2 separate regions of the Homo sapiens genome follow, and region 1 is linked to region 2. The links are chromatin loops, found by intact Hi-C in ENCODE. Cell type or tissue: HepG2. All regions are shown on one strand. Each heading gives the region's core, and the rest is flanking DNA. Links, peaks and the distances in the headings are about the cores only.

The links. Peaks named below come from ENCODE experiments on the same cell type or tissue, not always from the same donor. Only the 100,000 strongest peaks of a DNase experiment are listed, where the experiment ranks them.
Region 1: a loop joins it to region 2, with 2.9 times the contacts of the local background. A loop is called at or near these places in 2 of 110 quality-filtered maps.

The regions. Positions count from the first base shown.
Region 1 is chr20:8,187,313-8,192,701 of GRCh38, forward strand. All of the region lies in intron 2 of PLCB1 (phospholipase C beta 1), which reads left to right. Among named protein-coding and RNA genes, the nearest start is that of PLCB1, 58 kb to the left of the region's middle. In HepG2, for the core only: no CTCF peak of the experiment used is centred there; DNase peaks (open chromatin) are centred at 2,929 and 3,409; H3K4me3 peaks cover 1,463 bases.
Region 2 is chr20:8,247,729-8,253,117 of GRCh38, forward strand. All of the region lies in intron 2 of PLCB1 (phospholipase C beta 1), which reads left to right. It overlaps PLCB1-IT1 (PLCB1 intronic transcript 1), which reads left to right and starts at 976. Exons shown (of 2, transcript NR_046809.1): 1 at 976-1,062; 2 at 1,729-2,014. In HepG2, for the core only: no CTCF peak of the experiment used is centred there; a DNase peak (open chromatin) is centred at 3,103; H3K4me3 peaks cover 400 bases.

The sequences.
Region 1 (5,389 bases), core at 325-5,324, 60 kb before region 2:
TGTCTCCTTTCTTCCCCTTTCCCATATTGAAAACTAGGAGTCACCTGTAGCTCTTCCTCTCCTTCACATCAAATATCCAACCAGCCACCATGTCCTTTGCATGTATCTAAAGTTCTAAACTCTGGTGCCTCCTCCCATTTCTGTTATGACAGTTCTAATTTGGTTCATAGATTCTTCTTTAGAATCACATACTTTAAGATGGAGTTTGCCACTATAGGTCCATCGTCTATTTTTTAACAGTAGTGACTGGCAGGTATCTCTCCACTTCCTAGAGTTTTCCTTGCTGATCTCATCCTCAGCCATTCTTCTGCACTTAGACTTGTAGAAAAGGTCCAGATCTGCAATGTGGATGCTGTTGGAGTGCTGGCATTTTTTCCTTCTGCTTCTCACACGGATATTATGAATGATAAATTTTTATGATGGATGAGTTCCTGACACCAGAGCCAGCAATTCCTACTCCCCATATAGTAATACAGAAAGCATGAAAAGTAGATAACTGAATCTATGAGTGCATAGGACCACTACATATTTGGTGGTGGTGGTGGTGGTGGTGTTATGTGTGACTGTGTACATATATGTATGTTAAAACTAGATATGATAAAACCTTACCACTTTATTGCTGTATGAATCAGTTATTTGTGTAACCAACAACCACAGAATCTCTGTGGCATGTAACAGTGGTTGTTATCTCTAGCTCTCTCATGCGTGGCTTGGCTGAGGTTTGGCTGATTTAGGCTGGGCTCACATAAGCTTCACGTCAAGCTTTGTCTTAGGCATTTTCTGTTCCAGGCTCAGGATGTGTATGAGGCTCTGGTCTTCCCAACATGTGTTTGTTGTGGGGCCCAGGTTTAAGAGCCAGCAGCCATGTGAAGAAGCTTCTTTTCATAGATGGCAAAATACAAGAAAGCAAGACCAATGGCACAAGTACATTTGAAATCTTTCCTTGTGTACTGTCCACTAACATTCCTTTGGCCAAAGCAAGTTACATGGCCAAGCCCAACATCAAATGGTCTAGTGGGAGGGGCTACAAAGGAAGTAGACACAGGGAAGGATGAAGTACTGGGAACAATAATGCAGTTGAACACAATTATGATGATTGCTTTCCATAAGAAGAAAATAAATAGAAAAAAAATTGGGGTTGGTTACGTGCAAATGCCTTTCCTGCTTTATGTTTAAGTCTAATTAGCAGAGGAGATGCATTTTCCTATAAAAATTAGAAACTAAAAGAGGAGCAATGTGGATTGCTAGACAGAAGTATGTTTATGACATTATTATGTGCTAATTCTTTCTTAAGAGTGGCCATCAATTTATAAACTTCCACAGTTCTTTTGGAAACTTCCTGGGAATTGTCTATTTTCGTCCATGTTTGTAATCTCTGAGCCATATAAAGAGTGAAGTGTATTGCGACGTTTTCACTTTCAAAACTATTCTTAGCCAATTTTGTTAGGGTCTTATAAAATGTGCTAAAGAGTCAAACGTTAACATATCAGCTTTGAATATATCAGGATATAGAATGTCAGAAGTTAAACTTAGAATTCTTACAGTATTGTGTAGCAGACTGCTAAAATTAGTATATGATTGATGACATTGTGATTTGATAGGTAATTCAAATATTTTGTAAGTGTTTCAGAGGAAAATATTGCTATAAAGCAACTGATTTAGAAATTGAAATGAGAAATGTCCCAAGAGGTGAATAGTTGTAATATTTATTCAAAAGTAATGTTGCCTATCCTGCTCCTGATAACCACTATTTCATTCTCTATCTCTGTACATTTGACTGTTTCCTTCTAGGATTCCGCATATAAGTGAATCATGCAATCTTTTTTTTCTGTGTCTGTGCCAGACACAGAAAATTATGCTTATTTCACTTAGCATAATGGCTTCCAAGTATTGTGTTCGAGATTTTTGCTAAGTGAATAGCTATAGCTGCTTTTGCCATTGGAGAGTTGGGGGATGGGTAACTATGTGAGATAGTGGATATGATAATTTGTTTGACTATAGTAACTATTTTAATATATATATATATATAAAACATAATATCATGTTATATACCTTAAATGTGCACAATAAAATGTATTTTAAAATATGGCCTAAATGAACATGATGTAGGGTTTCCTTTATTAGTATTAGGAAGGATTTTAATTGTGCATGTAGATATAAGACATTTCCATATGAAATTTATATAATAACAAAGATATTACACAAGGAAAATGGGTCTCTTTCACTTCTACACCTGAAATGTAGGCGGCGACACTTTTATCTAGTCATAGAAAACACAATGAACTTGTGGTTGAATGTACTCAAATTTTCTATCAAATTACAAAATTTGTCAAAACTGTAACACATTTATCATCCAAATTGTCTTAAGAAACGTGCATATGACAATGTCTTTAATTTTCAGTCACCCAAATTTTCAACAGTTGTATTATTCACAGTGAGATTCATCCAACAAATGTATATCCATTTCAACTTGGACAATTTTAAGAACTGACAACTTTCCATGTATGATATTTGTCATTCTCAGAATCCCTTAGAAACCTCAACACTTAACCATTTACCATGTTTCAAGGGAATGTTTTTCCAGGAAAAAAAATGCACAAGTGTGAAAAAGCAGGAGAAAGAGAAGTGCAGTTTTAATAGAATGTCCAAGATTTAAGGTTATGATATGAAAACTAGGTAGCATGTTCTTAGCAAGTCTTGAATTAATGGCAAACTTATGACTTCATTGATTTTCTTTACCCCATCCCCTGACATATAAATATATGAGAAATATAGCTTCCATACCAACACCTAAAGACAGATTTCTTATTCAATTTCTTTGAGAAACTAAATTCAATGGCAGATGACAGCAATACCAGTGTACTGCAGAAGTATGCTCTGCATTCCTGTGTTTTGTTCATGGTATACATTCCTAATGCCCTTTTTGTGAAACCTGGTTAATAATTAAGCAAGTCAGGATGTACGAACCACCTGAAATTCTCGGATAAGTAGTTTCTTAATATCTCTTTTTGTACTTGCTATTGAAAGTATTTAGAGTTATTTTTGCTTGATTATTTACAATTTTACACTTTCTTTATAAACTAATTTTTCCTAAATACCCTAGTGTGATTTTAAAGTTTGAAATGCCTTAACATTCTCCATCAGGGACAAGTTATGTTTTGTAGTTAGCGGCTTGATACCCACATGTAGCTCTGTGTTTATGATGGCAGAGCAAAGTGAAGATTGCAGACAATTATCTTGATGGTCAGGCCTCCAGGTCAGCTGGCTGCTGTGTTTACAGATAAAGTGAGCTGGACATTGGGAAGTCCACTGGCAACTTCTGAAATACATAATGGTCTAAATTGCCTTCTATTCTCAGGGCCCAAGCCACTTGCTAGTGTAAGTTGGCTATTTAAGGGCGAGCATTAACTCTCGTGGGTCACCAGGGAACCATTTAATAAGTAACTAGAGGCCTGGAGATGTTCACGTATTCCTCTAAATGCCCTGGTTTTGTTACTGGTGCAGTTCACTCAAGGTCATTCTGCAGCTTCAAATATTTAATGTCCTTTCTCAAGTGAATGACCGGGTCCGGTGGAGAAGCTGGCTGATTTGTTATTTGTAGTCAGCCAGTACATAGTAAGCTAATCAAGTTCATAATAATTATATTCTGGCAAGAAAAAGCTGATTAACAGATGTAGTAGGAGTTTAGAGAGGCTGAAATAAATCCGAGTTATGATAAAACAACCTCATTAGAGAAGAGTATATACATGCATAAGGATTTTGAGCTGAATACCTTTATGGTTTTTTTGTAACTTTTACTTTTGACATAATTTCTTATTTTTTATTTTTTATTTTTTAATTTTTATGGGTACATAGTAGGTTTATATATTTATGGGGTACATGACATGTTTTGATACGGGCATACAATGCGTAATGATCACATCATGGAGAACTGGGTATTCATCCTCTGAAGCATTTATCCTTTGTAGTGATATAATTTCAAACTTACAAACAATTTGTAAGATCAAGACAATGAACAACTATACATCCTTCACACAAATTCACTGATTGTTTCTCATTTTTTTCCATCTGCTACCTCATTATATCTACCAAGATATCAATCCACTTAATTTTTTTTTCCTGAACCATTTCACGGTAAGTTGCAGACAGGATAGCCCTTCACCTTAAATAATTCAGTGCATATACTCCAAGAACAAGAACATTTTTTACGTGACCACAGTGCATAATTATCAAAATCATAATGGTGCATACTACTATCCAGTTGTGGTGTATGATTTTAATATGTTATATAGAGAGAAACAAAAATGAAAATGAATGACTACTATTCCAAAATGCGAACGTGTGAGTTGCATTGGGACAGATTAGTATGCTCTGTAAAGGGGAAATTAAGCTGACTTAATTATTTAAGTCATGTATTAAGCTAAATTTCAATTATGAAATTACTGGATGATCCAAATACATATTAGATGAGGGTCAGTCACTTATTCAATAACTCATTTGCCTATTTTAGTCAATGCTCAGGTGTCTTGTTTTTCCTAATGACTTCCAAAGGTGATGATTACTGGCACTTACTCAAGCCTAACTTTCACATACCACTTGTAAAGCAGGTTTGAATAAAAGATGCAAGGAAGGTTGACTTCAATATTCAGCCATAACTGGACCTCTTGGTGTGTTGGATTTCTGGTTTTCAGTATATAATTCAGTATAAATATAGTTAGGATACAATAAAAGGCTGATCAAATATGTCTAAAGGAGAGAGTCAGTATAGTAACATAAGTAATATAGACAAGGCATACTATTTGAATTTTGGATTTTAAAAAATGTCATCCTTTTATTCAGACTTTCTAATGGTGCACTATTGCAGTGATAATTAGCAAGGTTAAAAGCCTCTTCCTGAAGACTTTAGGGAGATGCTTGCCATTAGAATAATCTGTTTATACCTATCTCATGTTTGTTTTTACAGCCTGTGTTTCAAAGAATAGTATTAAGTCTGATGGATTTTCTTGCCCGAGAAGCTAATTTAAAAAAATCGTATTCACTAGGTGAACTGCAGACTGCTAAAAGGTGGGACTAAGATGAACACTAAAGAACAACATAAAGGACAGATATCACTCACCTGTGAGGATTTGGTTAGCGATGTGGGAGGAGAGCCTTCCTGAGTATCTTAACATCAGTGCTTCTCTGAAGGCATTGGTAGATTTTTTTTTTTTTTAAGAATGCAACATCATCTGCAACCTGAAGTCAGTTCTGGAGGCAGGATGTACCTCATCCCTAAGCCAGTTATGGAGGCAAGACTGTACTCATATCACTGTACTCACATCATTTACAAGGAGTAAATGCTACATAAGTGGCACCAGTGTAAGTATCTAAGGATTCAGGGGATGGGGAG
Region 2 (5,389 bases), core at 286-5,285:
GGGCAGCATAGGAAATGACCCTCTCAAGTCAGATCAGGAGTGGTGACTAAATGACAAAGGACCACTTGTGCAGACGTCCTTGTGTTTCTTCATCTTAGCTTTAGGGTTTTCTTTCAAGTGTCCAGATTGCACCTATATTACCCTTGGGTAAGAGCCAATGAGATAATCCATACAGAATGCCTAGGGCAGGGTCTGGAAGGAGTAAGTGCTGTATAAAATTATCCTTCTTCTTCTTTCACTTCCTCTCTTTCTTGGGGCTGACCAGCTGATAAACTAGTCCTCTGTCCTAGATTGTGTTCCCCAGAAACAGACCTTGAAATGAGGATTATGTGCAGGGGATTTATTAGGGAAGCATCTCAGGAGAGACTGGCAGAGGAGCAGGCCAAGGAAGGGAAAGAAGACACATCTGGGTTCCATTTCAGGTGAAGTTCCAGCCTCTTCATGACCTCATAGAGTACTCTGGAACATAAATAGCACCTCAGAGTATGTCCTGCCTGGAGGCAAGGTAGCTTGGCTTTTACATTCCTTCATCCATCTGTCACTGGCTATGGGCCCTCCTGGGTGGGCTATCACCTCCCAAGCACTTCCAGCTCTCCATAGTGTTAGGGCAGTTGCAGTAGCAAAAGAGAAATTTCTGAAGAAGGCTGCTACAGATACTGCTGCAGCAGTATCTTCTGTTGCCATCCAGATTACCATTTCCATTCTCAGCCTTCTGAAGAAGGCTGCAGTTGGAAATAAAGCATGTAAAAGCTGGGAATGGGAGCACAGACCCTGCAAAAGGGACAGAGGTGGCAACTCTGGTGGCAGCAGCAGTATCTGCTACGTCCTCTTGGGTTTTATAGGCACCAGCAAAACACATCTTTTGTTAAAATGGTGGCCTTCTGACGGGAAGGGCAGGTCTACTACTGAGGTCAAAATTCATGTGTTATTTTTGTAAGCAGCTACTAAAGCAGTATCAGTCCAGAGAAACGAGTCTATCTTTGAAGACCAAATACCCAAAAGATCTGCTTCAACCTTCCCCAGTTAATCTTTTGCCAGAAGATTCACAATCTGAATGTGGCTGTGAGTATTTGATTAGAGTATTAGTAGGTGAAGGAAGGTGGTATGCAAGAATCAGCTTTAATATTATCCCCGTAGAAGGGAATAATTGGTGATTAGTTTTCAGGCTATATAGGACTATTCCTCCTAAATGAATGGATAAGCTGAGAGATTTACTTCTAAAGAGGTATGGTCTTTTCATTTTAACTCGAGATTTTAGGAAAGACCAACTTAAAAAGAAAGCAAAGGAAGTTTCAGGAGATTTCAGAATTTAGAAGGAATTCTGAAATTCTCTTCTGGGGAAATGAAATCCTAAGACTTGCATGGATATTTCTGAAAATCAAAATGAAATATTTTGGTTGCATAAATCGTCAACTGTAGTTTTTAACTAAGGAAATGTAATTTAAAAAATCCAAGTGTTCGATTTACATAAGAAATAGAGTTATTTAAATAGAAGATTTCCAAAACGCTGTTAGTGGTCTTTGACGTCTTTAAAAAGGCATTTATATTTGTGAAAAGATGATCTATTTTAAGGTGTAATTATTTCTAATGTGCCTCATTTTGGGGTCTCTTGAGAGATTAGAAATTGCTAATAAGCAATTTTAAATATTTTCGAGGTAAGTTAATAAAACACTTCATCGGTAATTCATGACTTGTTATCATTCTCACATTATCCTTGTGTGGGTAAAGGCCTGTCCATCATTGGAAGTAATTGGAAAGAAAACTTTGCCTGAAGCTACATGAGAACTGGAACCCTTAAATCATGAATGGTGGCAAGATTCCAAAATTAATTATGAAGACTATTGGAATGATGTAGCATCCTTTAACTCTTATTGTGATCGACAGAAAGTATCATAGATGGACAACTCACTTTCCCTTTGCTCTGTGCTTCCTGGTGATTTTAGGTCACGTCCACTCTGAAATCTGAGCTGTCATTAAAGCCATGTCTTCGTGTCTGTCTGTCTGAAGCAGCAAAGATGAGACAGTCTGTCGCTGTGTGTGACCCCAGTGAGCCCCATAAGCAGAAGGCCCTGAGTCTCAATTTGTTTCTTTTGATTACTGGCAGATCACTCACTGTGCCATTTCTCTGATGTGACTGAGCATATTAGCTGTGCCCTCCCCTAATTATTCATGCTTCCAATGTTACCCATTCAAAATTTATGACCATGAGGATGGTGGGTTAGAAGCCTGAGGAACTGAGGCTCAAGCCTGTTGCCAGAGATTTACTGTCATTGTTTTAGGTGCAAAGTATTAACAGGCAGGCCAACTCACTTCAATTCCTGACTTAGTACATTTAGTGGAGAATTAGTTGAGAATGAGTACATTTTCCCTGACACAGCTGCAAAATCAAACACACGAGGAGTTATTGAAAAACTGGGATTTAAGCTTAAACCTATCATTTCTATATCTGATGGGCGCCATCCCATATCTGTGAAAATCTGACATTGGGGAAGTGAAATGCAGGCTTAAAAGAATGCTTTCAAGGTGCATAGCAAAAGCAATCTTACTCCTTTAGTGTTTCCCATTTAATACTTTTCAATTTTTAGTTAGTTAATTAAGGAGAAAATCACTTAATAATCACATAACATAGATTGCTACTATAAATACCTGTATTGTCTATGTTACAATTTTCGCATCTATTTTACTTTATTATTTGTAATCTGTTGGGTTTTGTGACCTTGTGCTCCAAATGATTTTGCATCTGTAAGGTGGTTGGGAGTTAGATACCCTTCATCATATCTTTTGCCATCTTTGAGTGGCTTTTTTAACCTTTCCTTTTAAAAAAAAATCCCTTAATCCACAGTCTAATAAAGTAGGAAAAACAATCAATAAAGCATACCTACAAAAGTTCCATTTTAAACTTTTAGTGAACTTAAGTTTACTCATAGTGCATTTAATCTTCCTTTCTGTCTGTCAGTTAGCAAATATTTATTAAGCCCCAACAATATAACAGAGACATTGCTGGCTGCCAGGTCAGGGGGCAAGAGCCATGATGCATTTCATCTTACTTTGAGGCTGTCGGTCTACAAATATTTATTGAGCTCCCAACAATATGCCAGGGACTTTGCTAGCTGCTGTGGATTCAGAGATGAAAAGACATAGTTCCTTTTATTCACAGAATTTACAGGAGTGATACAAACAAAACAACATAGGAGACATAAGATATGTACTCTGATTGTCTTGGTCTGTTCAGACTGCTATTACAACAATACCTTAGACTGGTTAATTTATAAACATTAGGAATTTATTGCTTACAGTTCTAGAAGCTGGGAAGTCCAAGATCAAGGGCACCAGCAGAGTCAGTGTCTGGTAGTGGTCTGTTCTCATAGATGAGTGCTTTTAAACTGTGTCTGCACTTGTCAGAAGTGCAAAGGGACAAACAGGCTCCCTCAAGTCTGTTTTGTAAGGACACTAACCTCATTTGTGAGGGGATGTCCTCATGACTTAATCGCCTCCCAAAGGCCCTACCTCTTAATACGATCACAGTGGGAGTTAAGTTTCAACATAGGAATTTGGGGGGAACACAAACATTCAAGCAACAACAGTGATGATGGTTAGGCCAAGAACGGTGCAGTCCTCAAGGAGAAAAGCTTTATATCTGCTAGGGAGAGTAAGGAAAGTAGCCTTGGAGCTGAGGCTTGGTGCACAGAGAGGAGTTTGCCAGGCGGATAAGAGCAGGAGAGGTCTTTCAAAGCAGGGGAAACAACATGGTCAAAAGCATGAAGACCTGCCAGAGCTTCCAGAATCTATCAGAGACTTTGAGTTGTTGGAGAATGAAGTATAAGGCAAGGAGTGACTGCAGCTGAGGCATGGTTGGATGAGGGTCAGATTACAAAGAAACTGTATATGCTGTTCAAAGTGGTTCCTATATTTTCTTCCTGCTGGTTATTAGAAGGGCATGTGCCCCTTTTAGGAGGCATCTGCTATGGTTAAGATAATAGAAAAGGGAATTTTCCTACAACTCAGATTACATAGTTGCGAGTGAGACACATTCCTAGGTCCCTCTCCCCAAAAAGCCTTCAGAATTGGAACAGATTTTTTGATGGTGAAGTTTGTGGTGACATCACTGGTTTGCTGCTCTAAAGGCCACTGGAATTAGGAATGCCCGTGGATGAAAGATATTTTTTGCCATGGACTTAGGAATCTGGGTGTGAGTATTTTCTCATTGGTGGGTCAAGACTGACAGCTGCCCTCTGCAAGCTCTTTGAAAAGGTAGGAAGCCCTGAAGGACCTAGGTGATGCTATTACTTGATGGCTCAAGCAGATCTTCACAAATTCAATACATGAAAGATAGGAAGTAAGACGTATGAGTGATGGGGGAGTGAGGTTAGAGTGGTACATCTATCATAGACTGGATAGAAAGGAAAGAAAAGCAGAGGAGGGGAGGATACACAACTTGGCAATGTCGAGATCCAGCCATCCAAACAAGCATGGAAGTCCTTGGTGAAGCTTGACTCCCAAGGGGCATTGCTTTGCATCAGGCACCTGCTAGTCTCTGTATGCAAAGACAGCATGGCTCTTCTAGACTGTAATGAATAGCCACCAAAATCTCTTGGATGTGAACCTGCTGACTTCCCTTGTGAAAACTATGCCTAAAGGTCAGTGAATCCTGTTTTGGAGCTGCTTAGGGTCACTAACACCAAGAAAACTTCATACTTCACTTTTCTCTTATCCCTGCAGAATGCTGGAATGGAAGAAAAAAAAAAGATGAAAAGTAGGTCATATAAATTGGTAATGCCTAATTCTAATCCAGTGATCTCATATAGCATTAGAATAAATTAGAATACATTTTGATGAAAATTTCCATTTTATTAAATAGTTGCTTCGTGCATAAGCAGTGCAGCTGGACCACACTGTTTCTAAGATTGTTTTCAATAAAATCTCATTAGCTCACAAGGCAAATTGAATTCTCACTTGCTTTCCCCATCCACTGTCCCTTACTCACCCCTGCTGTATATAGAGCACTGAGTGTAGAATTTCGCTAGCCAGACCACTTACTATTTGACAGAGATGTGTATGTAGGGAACAGCATTAAGCTATGCCATGACTTCCTGTCATGGCTATAATTAGCATCAGTTCAATAGGCTTGAGTTAAAATGGTTTCTGTGGTGCCATTATAGCTTTGTTTTGCCTTACTTATATCTAGGTGACCACATGTTCAGGTTTTTCTGGGACAGTCCCTTTTTATGCCTGTTTTCTCAGTAGAAATTCTTAATAATGCCCATTCTCACTCTCTGAAGTATTCCAGTTTGGATTAACAATAATATGGTCTCCTGTAGCAAATACTATGAGTGTTCTCATAGCCCTCAGACCTGAGCATTCCAGAATATTCTTACTGGCATCAGCCTGT